Regions from separate parts of the Homo sapiens genome. Here region 2 is linked to region 1. A link is a loop called in an ENCODE intact Hi-C map of the cell type or tissue named here. Cell type or tissue: heart left ventricle. All regions are shown on one strand. Each heading gives the region's core, and the rest is flanking DNA. Links, peaks and the distances in the headings are about the cores only.

The links. Hi-C counts contacts between places; a loop is a spot of excess contacts. Peaks named below come from ENCODE experiments on the same cell type or tissue, not always from the same donor. Only the 100,000 strongest peaks of a DNase experiment are listed, where the experiment ranks them.
Region 2: a loop joins it to region 1, with 6 times the contacts of the local background. A loop is called at or near these places in 10 of 110 quality-filtered maps.

Annotation. Positions count from the first base shown.
Region 1 is chr6:157,182,051-157,187,431 of GRCh38, forward strand. ARID1B (AT-rich interaction domain 1B) reads left to right here. Exons shown (of 20, transcript NM_001374828.1): 13 at 2,181-2,385. Among named protein-coding and RNA genes, the nearest start is that of TMEM242, 140 kb to the right of the region's middle. RefSeq lists a silencer at 1,645-1,939 and enhancers at 3,892-4,392, 4,393-4,893. In heart left ventricle, for the core only: a CTCF peak has its summit at 2,389 (motif pointing left); a DNase peak (open chromatin) is centred at 2,371; H3K4me3 peaks cover 239 bases; H3K27ac peaks cover 414 bases.
Region 2 is chr6:155,324,745-155,330,125 of GRCh38, forward strand. No RefSeq gene overlaps it. Among named protein-coding and RNA genes, the nearest start is that of TFB1M, 13 kb to the left of the region's middle. In heart left ventricle, for the core only: a CTCF peak has its summit at 2,951 (motif pointing right); no DNase peak of the experiment used is centred there.

The DNA.
Region 1 (5,381 bases), core at 327-5,326:
TAGCCTGGGGACCCCAGTAAGACTTTGTCTCCATTAAAAACTACAAAACTTAGCCGGGCGTGGTGATGCACACCTACAGTCCCAGCTGTTCAGGAGGCTGAGGTGGGAGGATCACTTGAGCCCAGGAGTTCAAGGTTACAGTAAGCTTTGATCACACTACTATACTCCAGCCTGGTTGACAGAGCAAGACCCTGTCTCAATAAAAAATAATATATTTTTTAAAAAATAGAATAATGCTGTAGCCCAGGGACACTCACAGGGTAGTTGGTGGGGCCAGGTCTGTCTGACTCCAGACACATACTCTTCCCATTTGCCACTGGTTCTGGAGTCCAGCTATGCATTAGAATGGCCTGGGCAGCTTTTCAAAGCTGTCAGTACCTGGGCTACCACCCGACATCAATGAAATGAAACCTTCTGTGCCCAAGGTAATCTAACAGGCAGTCAGAATCAGGCGCCCTGCGCCCCACCAAGGTGGCGGGGGTCACTAACTATCCAAGGGCAAGTCATCTGCCCTGCAGGTGTCACTGACGGCCTACCGTGGTCTCAGTGCTGCGTCTCGGGGGAGAAAGGGGAGGCCTTCTTTGTGCTTAGCCTTCCCACTAGGTGCCTAATCCATTCCATGGGGGAACTGAGACCTGTGACAGAAAGAATTAGAGCTTGCCCATGACGCTGCATAACCAGCTGCTAAGTCGTGTGATACCACGTGTGAGTGATGGTCAGCAAAGAGAATGATTGAGACACGCCTCTCTCTGACCTGGACTCCCTGACCTTTCCCCTCTGCACCTGGGCTCCTTTGCCTTCTGCCCCTGGACTCCCCTGACCTTTCTCCCCTGCACCTAGCCTCTTCTGACATGGATTTTTTAGAATCACCAAGACTGCTCAAACGATTAGATTTTATCAGCCAGCACAGAGTAGATAGTGTCTGGCTACTTCCTTACTGTGACTGTGTCCACAGTATATATAACCAGGCTGGGTCTGTCATGAGACTCTCCGCGGGCTTATAATGAGGGTTGCTGGAATGTAGCTGGGTTGCATCTTTGTCCCCACCCCATCATGCTGTGTACCTTGTGGGCATCAGATGTGGTTGGGAGCAGGTGCTGCCACCACACAAAGCTCAGCTCCCAGCCTTCCTTCTTAGGTCACACTGAGCAGCGCCCAGCTTGCCATTTCTGAAGTAACCTGAAGACCCACAGTTTGCAGCCCTGCATTCAGTGCCAAAAGAGGGCGGTGGGCATCTCCGGGAGCATCCACAATTTATTATACACCACCGAGTACTAAGTAAATGGACAGAAGAGCCGTGTGAGAAAGTTTGAACCCAGAAATTTAATATTTCATTAAAAACCACTGTCCCCTTACCTCCTCCCTTGCCACACAACGCAGGAGACATCAAAAGGCAAAACCTTCCCCAAGTTATTTGCAAATCCTCATGTTTCATCCATGTGTTTAACCGTTTAACCTTTCATAACCTGTTCCCAAGTGGGAATCAAAAGGTTAAAATAATGCCTCGGATCTTGACGTCACATTTCAGGAGTTCTCTTTCTTTCTCCTCCTTTTGCGACTGTGTTGTCTCCAGCCCTTTAAGCCTCCTTGAGTAAGAGCACCGCACAGGAAGGTGTGCACCTGCCCCGTCAGCAGGGCTGGTGGCCAGTGGCATCGCATCATGCTTTTTAAGTTGGGGGCCGTTGGTCCAGGGGCTCATTTGCCTTTGCACGAGGTGCTGCTTTTGCTTTTGCCTGACACCCCAAGCAGTCTTGGGGTGAGGGGATGGGTACGGCCCAGAATCACAGGCCCACTTCTGAGGGCTTGCAGCTGCTGGAATGAGCACTTTCACATCAGTGCCCAAAAACCTAACTTGGAAAATAGTGCCGTTGTTGCTTTTTAAATGTTTTGAGATGCCCTTTTTCCTTAATTGGAGGTGCAGTGGGATGAGCGTGAGGCGTTGGGAGATGTGGCGGGCAGAAGGACCTCCGAGCAGTGCTTTTTCTGTTGCCATCAGCAGGTTCCCTAATGGTTTTATAACTGTAAATGCTGCCTATGCACTGCTGAGTGGGAGTAATGAGCATTAGTTAAAAGAGGCAAATGAAGAAAAGTCAACCAAGACATTAAGTGCTTTTTTTGTCTCCTGGCTTTAAACAAGCCACTTTGTTGCAAACCAATGATCCTGCCGTGTTTTTCACTAGGTTAATAAAAACAAGAAGTGGCGTGAGCTGGCAACCAACCTAAACGTTGGCACCTCAAGCAGTGCAGCGAGCTCCCTGAAAAAGCAGTATATTCAGTACCTGTTTGCCTTTGAGTGCAAGATCGAACGTGGGGAGGAGCCCCCGCCGGAAGTCTTCAGCACCGGGGACACCAAAAAGCAGCCCAAGCTCCAGCCGCCATCTCCTGGTAAGTGGCGGCGCTGCAGTCACTGGCCCAGGAAAGCCCAGGCGCCTGGCCTGGGAGGTTCCGGGAAGGTGGTTTCACAGTCAGGCCAACAGGGAACTTGGGACTTTTGAGAGGTGGGGGGTTCCTGTGTCGTTTTGTTTATTTAATTGGACGCCCACTGGCAGTGTTAAGGGATGAGAGAATTAAATCTGGGATATGGCCATTTCTGGTTGACACTTGGAAGGCACCCCTTCTTTTGCTTTACCTTAATCAAAACAGGCTTTCGAATTCTAAGCCATATACGTTTATTGCTTATACAAGTATTCAAAAAGATTCCATCTACCTCTACACAAAATAAAGATCCCCCAGTGGCCAGTTTGAATACATGTGCACTTCTAGGAAATGCCACCCTACAGGTTCGACAGCTCGAGCTCCCCCGCCCTCTTTCGGAAATCCTCAGATTTGAACTTTAGTAAAATGAAGCCTGGGCTTCGTTTCTAATGTCCCCTACCCAGCAAGTTCTCACTTCTAGGGAATTTAACAAGCTGTCGTGGTAAGGATCCACACGGCCTTGTTTTGGAAACAGGTGGTCTTTTGCAGCCTTGTTCTGGAAGTCAGGGGTCTTAGGAATGGGTGCAGCGCTGGCCACCAACACGCTCGCAGGCCGAGCCACATCAGTGACGCCTGCTGGCTCCCTTCCCTCTCCTCCCCACTGACAGAGACCCTCCCATTCCTTTCAGCTCCCCTGCCAGCCTTCGTTCTACCGTTTGGCTTTCAGATTTGAAATGACAAAATCATATATTCTGATAAATGCAATAGTAGAGAGGGGAAGAAATTGGCACCTTAGTGCTGGGTGGTGACCTTACTCCAGTAGATCCGACCATTCTCTTATCTGTGTCTGCCTCGCAGTCAGCGACCTTCAGCACATTAGCCTCACTGTTCCTGGTCCCTGTCTATGAGATGTGGCTGCACCCACCGCTCCTGTACACAGCTTGTTCTGAGCGTGGCTGGCAGCCCATGTTTCCTGAGCACTTCCAGTGTGCTGGGCCCTTTTCTAAGTGCTATCATTTCATTTTCACATCAGCCCTGTGACATTGATACTATTTTAAAATCCATGAGAAAATGAAGGTCTCGTGGAATCTAAGTACTTGCCCAAAGCCAACTAGCTGGGGAGTAGAAGGTCTTATCTGGGGCATCTGGTGCTACAGTATACACGATACCCACCAGACACCTCTGGCTGTATTGAAAATACCTTTGTAATATGTGAAATGTTTACACATAGAAGCCAGAGAAAGAGGTCATTTCATTTTTAATGATTTCCTCTAGCTGCTGTCTGGATGGCAAAGCTGATATCCAAGGTTGCTAATCAAGGGATCTCACATAAATACGTTTTAGGCCCAAAGTGCACTTGTAGTGAATATACCTAGAATTACATCTGTAGGCTCTAAAAACAAGTAGAAATCCTCGCTAACCTCATCCTTAAAGATTCAAAGGCTTTACCAACTCAGGTGTCCCTTAAAAACTGGGAAATCTAATTTTAAAAATCTCACAACATTACATCCAGTTCACAGAGTAAAACAAGCTGCCTGTGAACAGCTCTGAAACTATTTTTCCAAAATAAAAACCCAGTGGGGCGTAGGGACCAAAGTGGTGATGTCTGTAAAGATCTAAGGGTACATTTTATTTGCCAGGAAAGAACTCGTGTCACTGAATGGGCTGCACTTGTGTATGGAGAATAGCTCTCCCAGTGTGCATCAGCTTCAGGACGGGGGCCCTGCTGAGGCGTATAGATCCTTCAGAAAGTGGAGGGCCTGTTCTCTTAACAGCCAGCCGTTCCCTTTTCCCCTTTTTTAAACTGTCATTTTTATGGCAACATTATCATTTTAACTACACAAAAGAGCTTGGATTGCAAATGGACTCCTGGTATACATTCTTCTCAGTAGTCCAGATGGAGCCGAGGGCCTGTGACACAGGAGGCAGTGGAAGGAAAGCCTCCTGGTCTCGTCCAGCCCCGAGAGCGCGTGCAGGGGGCTCCAGGCACACACAGGCGTCTGGGGGTCGCAGGCAGAGGCACCCTGGTCTTCAGAAGCCTCTCGATTCACTGCCACCCACACAGCAGGTGGCCTCTCCGATTCCAGTCCCATCATTAGGGAAAGTGTCTGGAAACATTTTTGTTGTTAAAGGAAAATAAAATTATTCCCAACTATTGGCCATGTTAGAGTCTCATTTATTACAAGATTTTTAAACACAAATTTACGGTAAAAATGTATGTTCTTTGAAGTCACTTTTTCCTGGAAGAACATAATTATAGTTTATTTTTTACCAGCACATTCAGGCGAACTAAACTAAAAGATTCTGAAGAAACATTTTAGATTTTTTTTCACCCAATGGTTGCTCTGAACCAGCTAAAATCCTAAGTCTTTTGACTGTATTCTAAGAGCACTCTAAGTCATCTGTCTCTAGTCAGGTTTCAATTTGGGGTGCTAATACAGCTCTAGGCTTCAATTCTGTCAGCCTCTGGGAGGCATAAGCCCCTTGGCCCCTGGGGCTGCACCCCACATATCACTGCCAAGTGGCTGTGTGGCTTCTCACACCGGATGTCTGGGTTCCTGTCTTCCAGCCACCAGAGCAAGTCAGTGATTGAGACTCCCAGGTGAACCAAGGCAAGGCCATGGGGTGTGGTTTGTGTCTTTAAGGTGCCAGTGGCGATCTTGTTATAAAGCATCTAGAAAAGGTTGTGGGGGAGTTCCAATGAGCGCTGTAGGAAGCACCTCCCCAGCCTGTAAGCTGGAGATGGGGAGGGGAATGGAAGGGACCAGGCTGGGAGAAGTGGGGCAGGGGTGGGGCATGGAGCTCCACATTCGGTTAATAAGTCTGTAACCAAAAACCCATCCATCTTGGCTGGCAGGTGGCTGACTGAATTTCTATTATTAGCTGACAGGTGATGTCACAAAACCTGTCATGGATCCAACTAGGGAATCCTCAGTGGAAGATAAATGAGAAAGGGACTCAGGTTA
Region 2 (5,381 bases), core at 147-5,146, 1.9 Mb before region 1:
TTAAGAAAAGAATACCACATTATAAATGTAAAATTAAGTATCAAAACCATTTATTTGGACTAAGAAAAGGACTGACAAGAAATGACAGATACTTAATGACAAACAGCACAAAAAACAACATCCTGAAAAGTAATAGAATATTTTTTATTTTAAAAGTAAATGAATACATTTTATTTTATTTAGCCTAATATTTAATCGAATTTCCTACTTTCAGACTTCTTTGATAATTTTTCCCTTCCATTTCTGAAAGCAAATTCTTTAGTTTCATCTTCATATGATAATGTTTTAGGAATAACATTCCATAGAGAGAATAGAAAGATAATTTAGTCTTTCTTCTACCATGATGGATTACAGTTTGTTTTTTATTTTTGATAATTTAGAAACATTTCATATAGCTTTCACAACTCATAGTTGACAATGTCATGTAAATTGTTAGGACTGTTCTCAAATTTGGAAACCTCTATTAAGTTTTTGGCACATATGATCTGTTTGTTTTCAAGGCATTTCAAGCTTTCTAGTGCACTATCCTATGTTGAGTACTTTGAATTAATGACAGTCATTAACCAGTTTGTCATAGGTGTACTCATTGTGGTGATGTATTTTGAGTTTATATTTTATTCATTGATATCAATATTTGGTGTCAAAAAATTGGGGTATTTAATTTTTTCCAGTGTATTCACATGACTCACTTGTGTTTATTAATTGTGTTATCAAATAATCCATAAGCCTATCATTATTTTTACTCTATTCTTCTGACTGCATTTGATATGCTGAATGTTTTTGTTGCAATTTACTTCTTGATATTGAAATAATTTCTATTGATTTTATTGCTCACTCTGTTGCTTTTGTGTCTTACTCTATTACTTTTTTATTGACATTTTCTCTCAGTTCTTTAAATACTTGATTTAAAGATAGCAGAAAGAACACTCCATATTCTCCCAACAGGAGTCTGTAATTTTACATTTATTTTACTGAAATGTTCTGAAACATCTTGCCAAATTTCAGTTAAAATGTGTATTTCTAACTCAATTTCCCCTTTAGCTAGATTCCCAAAGTACTCTCCGTCACCAGAATACAACCTGAAAAGAGACAGTGGTCTTGACTGACTAGGGTTAAAATGTCTTGCCTTTGTAAATTTTACAAAAACATATACCATGTGAGTAGATTTCTAGAGCCCTTCCCAAGGCTTGAAAATGGCTTGTTCGAGTGATAGGCCCTGACATTTCAACTTCTCATGCTTCCTAGTTAATCTGCTTGTATACAGGGAGAAAGGCCAGACTGAACAACCTCTTGGGACACCATTATTAGAGACTAGATGTGTCATCAAGGCAAAACAGGGCTTCTCTACAATGCAGAGTCAGTTGTTTGTATTCCCTGAAAATCAGGCCCTGAGGCAAGGGTGTGGATGCAGGTTGTTTGTTTAATTGCCCCTCCTGGAGAGGTAATCCCAGGAAGCACAAGTGAGGAAGTCGGGAAAATGCCATGGGAAAAGGAGAAAGGCCAATTCCAGGGGTTAGGGAGTAGTTTCATGTTAGGGCTCCAGGGCAACTGGGGCTCAATCCCAGGGGATCTTTTGAAAAACCGTGTGCAGCCCAACTCAGCATTGTCCCACCAGAAGCTGGGGAGGCTCCAAAGCCCCCAGGCATGGAAGACAGCAGGGGAGGTGGGGAGCTGTCAGTTTGCCTGGATCACAGCTGCAGATGAACTCAGGAGGACCATACGGATCTGGGGTGGGGCAAAGCCAGGCAGCATCCGCTACCCTCTGTGAATCTTATTCACCTGAGTTTAGGAACTCAGAATTATTTAGAGTGATAAGGACTCTTCAATGTTGTGGATCTTTCTCATGCCATAAAGAGGATTTTGAAGTTAGTGGACAATGTGAAGTCATCCCTAACTTGCCAGAGGAAGTGTTCAAATCCAAGTACTGAAATTCTAGAATCAAGACATTTTGAACCAGAGATGAGTATTCTTTTTTTTTTTTTTTTTTGAGACGGAGTCTCCCTCTGTCGCCCAAGCTGGAGTGCAGTGGCGCGACCTCGGCTCACTGCAAGCTCCGCCTCCCGGGTTCACGCCATTCTCCTGCCTCAGCCTCCTGAGTAGCTGGGACTACAGGTGCCCGCCACCATGCCCGGCTAATTTTTTGTATTTTCAGTAGAGACGGGGTTTCACCATGTTATCCAGGATGGTCTCGATCTCCTGACCTCGTGATCCGCCTGCCTCGGCCTCCCAAAGTACTGGGATTACAGGCGTGAGCCACCAAGCCTGGCCAAGTATTCTCTTTAAACTGAAAGAAGGCATAGTTAGAATTTCTAATTGCCTTTAATTAAATCTATCACCTCCTAAGTATAAACAAAAGTGGTGAAATATTTTTGGATATACCAACAATGAACAGTTCATTAATGAGAATGAATTTTACCTTTCTGACGGTTCCCATTACATAACTTTATTCATTTTGAGGAAGGCAAGGGCTGACCATTTTATGCTCATCTACTATGGTCACCTATTAAAGGCTGGAATTATGATAATCCAAGGGGGAAAATAAAATATTTAAAATGAGATTGGTCTAAGTAGGAGAATGAACATCAGGCTAAGTGTTAATTTTGTCCCATTTAGTCAGCTCCATAAATCTTGAGAAGCCATTTTTCTTCTCTGTGCCTCAGTGTCCTCATCTGTATGTTAGAGGGCTTGGATTGGCTGATCCTGAAGGTCACCTCCAGTTCTGAGGTAGTCCTTGAAAACATGAGGACTGAAGCCTGGCCTAAGGCATGGGTCTTATTGTGGTATTGTGGACTTGACCAAATGTTAACCTTTCTGACCTTCAGTTTTCTCCTCAGAAAAATGAAGGGGCTGGGCTATTCTTTAAGGACACCTCTGTTCTGCAGTCCAGATAAATAAAAGTGTGAGGGGAAAAATCTGGAAAAATGCATAGAGTGAAGCTCAGCATGGCCACTGGGTGGCGATCTTGTTCCATGTTAAGAAAAATTTTATGGCATTTACCAAGAGTTTCAAAGTTTGACTTAGCATAGTGAAGAAAGACTTTCAAAAGGATAAAAAAACAGGGCAGCAAAAACCAGAATTATGGGGGAAGTGACAATAAACAGCAATGCCAAATAAGAGACATAAAATCCCTGTAGCCAAGGCAGTAAAACATAGAGGGGTATATGAGAGTTGTGTTTTGGGTATTATTTAAAGGAATATAGGGAGAGGAGTACATTGTAAATTCACATAGTTTTTGAAAAACATGACATAAAAGTTAACTCTAACATTTAAAAATTAAACTTGTAGAATTACCAAATACCTTAAGACTGTGCTAGAGTACTGAAGTCTAAACTTGAACAATCCAAACCAAATCAGTAAACATTTGTTATTTCTTTTGTTTAAATCTCAAAGGAACACTTAAGGGAATTGTAACACTGTTCCAATCTTTTGATATTAAATCAAGTGAGCCAATGAACAAGTTGTGAGCTTTTTTGCATTTTATGGGAGGAGGTGGTCTGTCTCACTTACCTTGAGAATCTTGGGATGATTGTTCCTGGGGCTAGCCATTGCCCCTGCATTGGGTTGAGGGCCATTTCTCGGGGAAGAGCCGAGCATTGGGAGGAATGCAGAGGATAAAGGTTCTCTGATCATAGTGCCGCCCACCTCTATCTCTAGAAAAGGTTATATTCAAAGAAAAACACAATTTTCCCACCAAAGCACCACTCGGCATGAAGGGAAGAACCCAGAGACTCGAAGAGGACCAGGTTCACACTCCTGAAGATGGCAGATTATGTCTCATGCAATAAGCCGAGATCTGACAGCCAGAGGATGACTAGGCCACAGTCTGCCATTTCCTGTTGTTGACTTTTCTGTTCACCATCCCCTCTGGTTTTCTCCCAGTTAGTCCTTATCCTCCTTTTGCTAGGTGGATACAGGTTTCTTCTGAGGGCCAAAGCCTGGGCCCTATTGCTCTGGTTGCCATGGCTGTTTCTTTTCTCTCCTTTCCTTTGATACATTAGCTATTAGCTTACGTAATCCTCTCACCGGTGGATGTTCCCATTCAAAAGGCAAAAAAAAAGTTATATTGCTAAGTAACCTTTAACAATGAATACCATTCATTATGTATTTGCTTAATGATACAAAGGCATTGTTTGCTCTATTGCAGGTGATAACAGCAGATCAAAGACCCCGAGGCCGCCGGAATGTGCTTGAGAAGAGCCAGCAGAGACTGTGTGGAAATTATGCTTAGCATTTATGTTGCACTTTATACTCTTAAAGGATTCTGCAATTATTAATTAATTATCCCACACAATAGCTCTATGAGGAAGGTCAGTGTCAGTAGCTTTATTTTACAGATGAAGAATCAGATAGCAGTTAAGCGATTCCCCCCTTCCCACCTCAACATTTAAAGATCTCATGTCAAAGCAGACCTGGGGTGGGGGCAGCAGGTAAGTTACAAAGTGACTGAAGAGTAAACAGACTAGGGCTGCCTCTTGCCCAGGCTCCACTTCCTTTGATCTGTCTTTTGAAAGCCCTCTGAACATAAGCTAGGTTCTGGACTTGCATACTGCCTCCCTGGGCAGCCTAGTTGCTCTTGCTGTGCTTGTCTTTTCTACATATCCACTGTTGTGTGTGTAATTTTAATTTCCTTTTCATTCATTCATTCATTCATTCATTCATTCAATGAAACTTATTTGGGCATTTATTGTAGTTGATTTGGTTAGGAATATAGAAATGAAAAACATGATTCTTGCCTTTGAGGAACTTCAATTTCTTAATAGGGACACACACAGACACACACTGCTGGAGGACATGGGATGAAAAAGGTGTTAATTCTTCTTGGCAGCATCACGAAGGTCTACACTGAGGAGATGGTGTTTGAGCCAATCTCTTGATAATGCCATGCTTGTGATCCAAGCAGCAGGATCCTGATGGTCCCTAAAGGAGAGATGATAGAAGGTATCCTGAATGTCGGCGACTTCACATTTGCGAAGGCCAAAGCCTGTTAGGTCAGGCCTCCTGTTGGCTAGTGTGATAGACTCTTATCCTATAGTGTTTTAATTATTTGTGTGAATGTTTTCCCTTTTTACGAGACTAGAAACAATTTTAAAATGAGGACAAATTCTGACGGCCCACAGCATATTGTAGGGAATAACAGCAGGAATAGCTACCATGTATCGAGTAAATGAGCCTATTCTGTTTAGTGCTTTACATAGCTGATTAAGCCTGCCAAAAACCTTTGAGGCAGTATTGTTCCCCCACACTGTTTTTTTTTTTTTTTGGGAAAGTTTAAGTAATTTGCTCATAGCTACATAGTTCTGTGTGCTATTGAACAAGCTTATAGTCCCCACATGTAGCTTATAGTCCACGGCAGAAGACAGACATTAACCAATAATAACCAT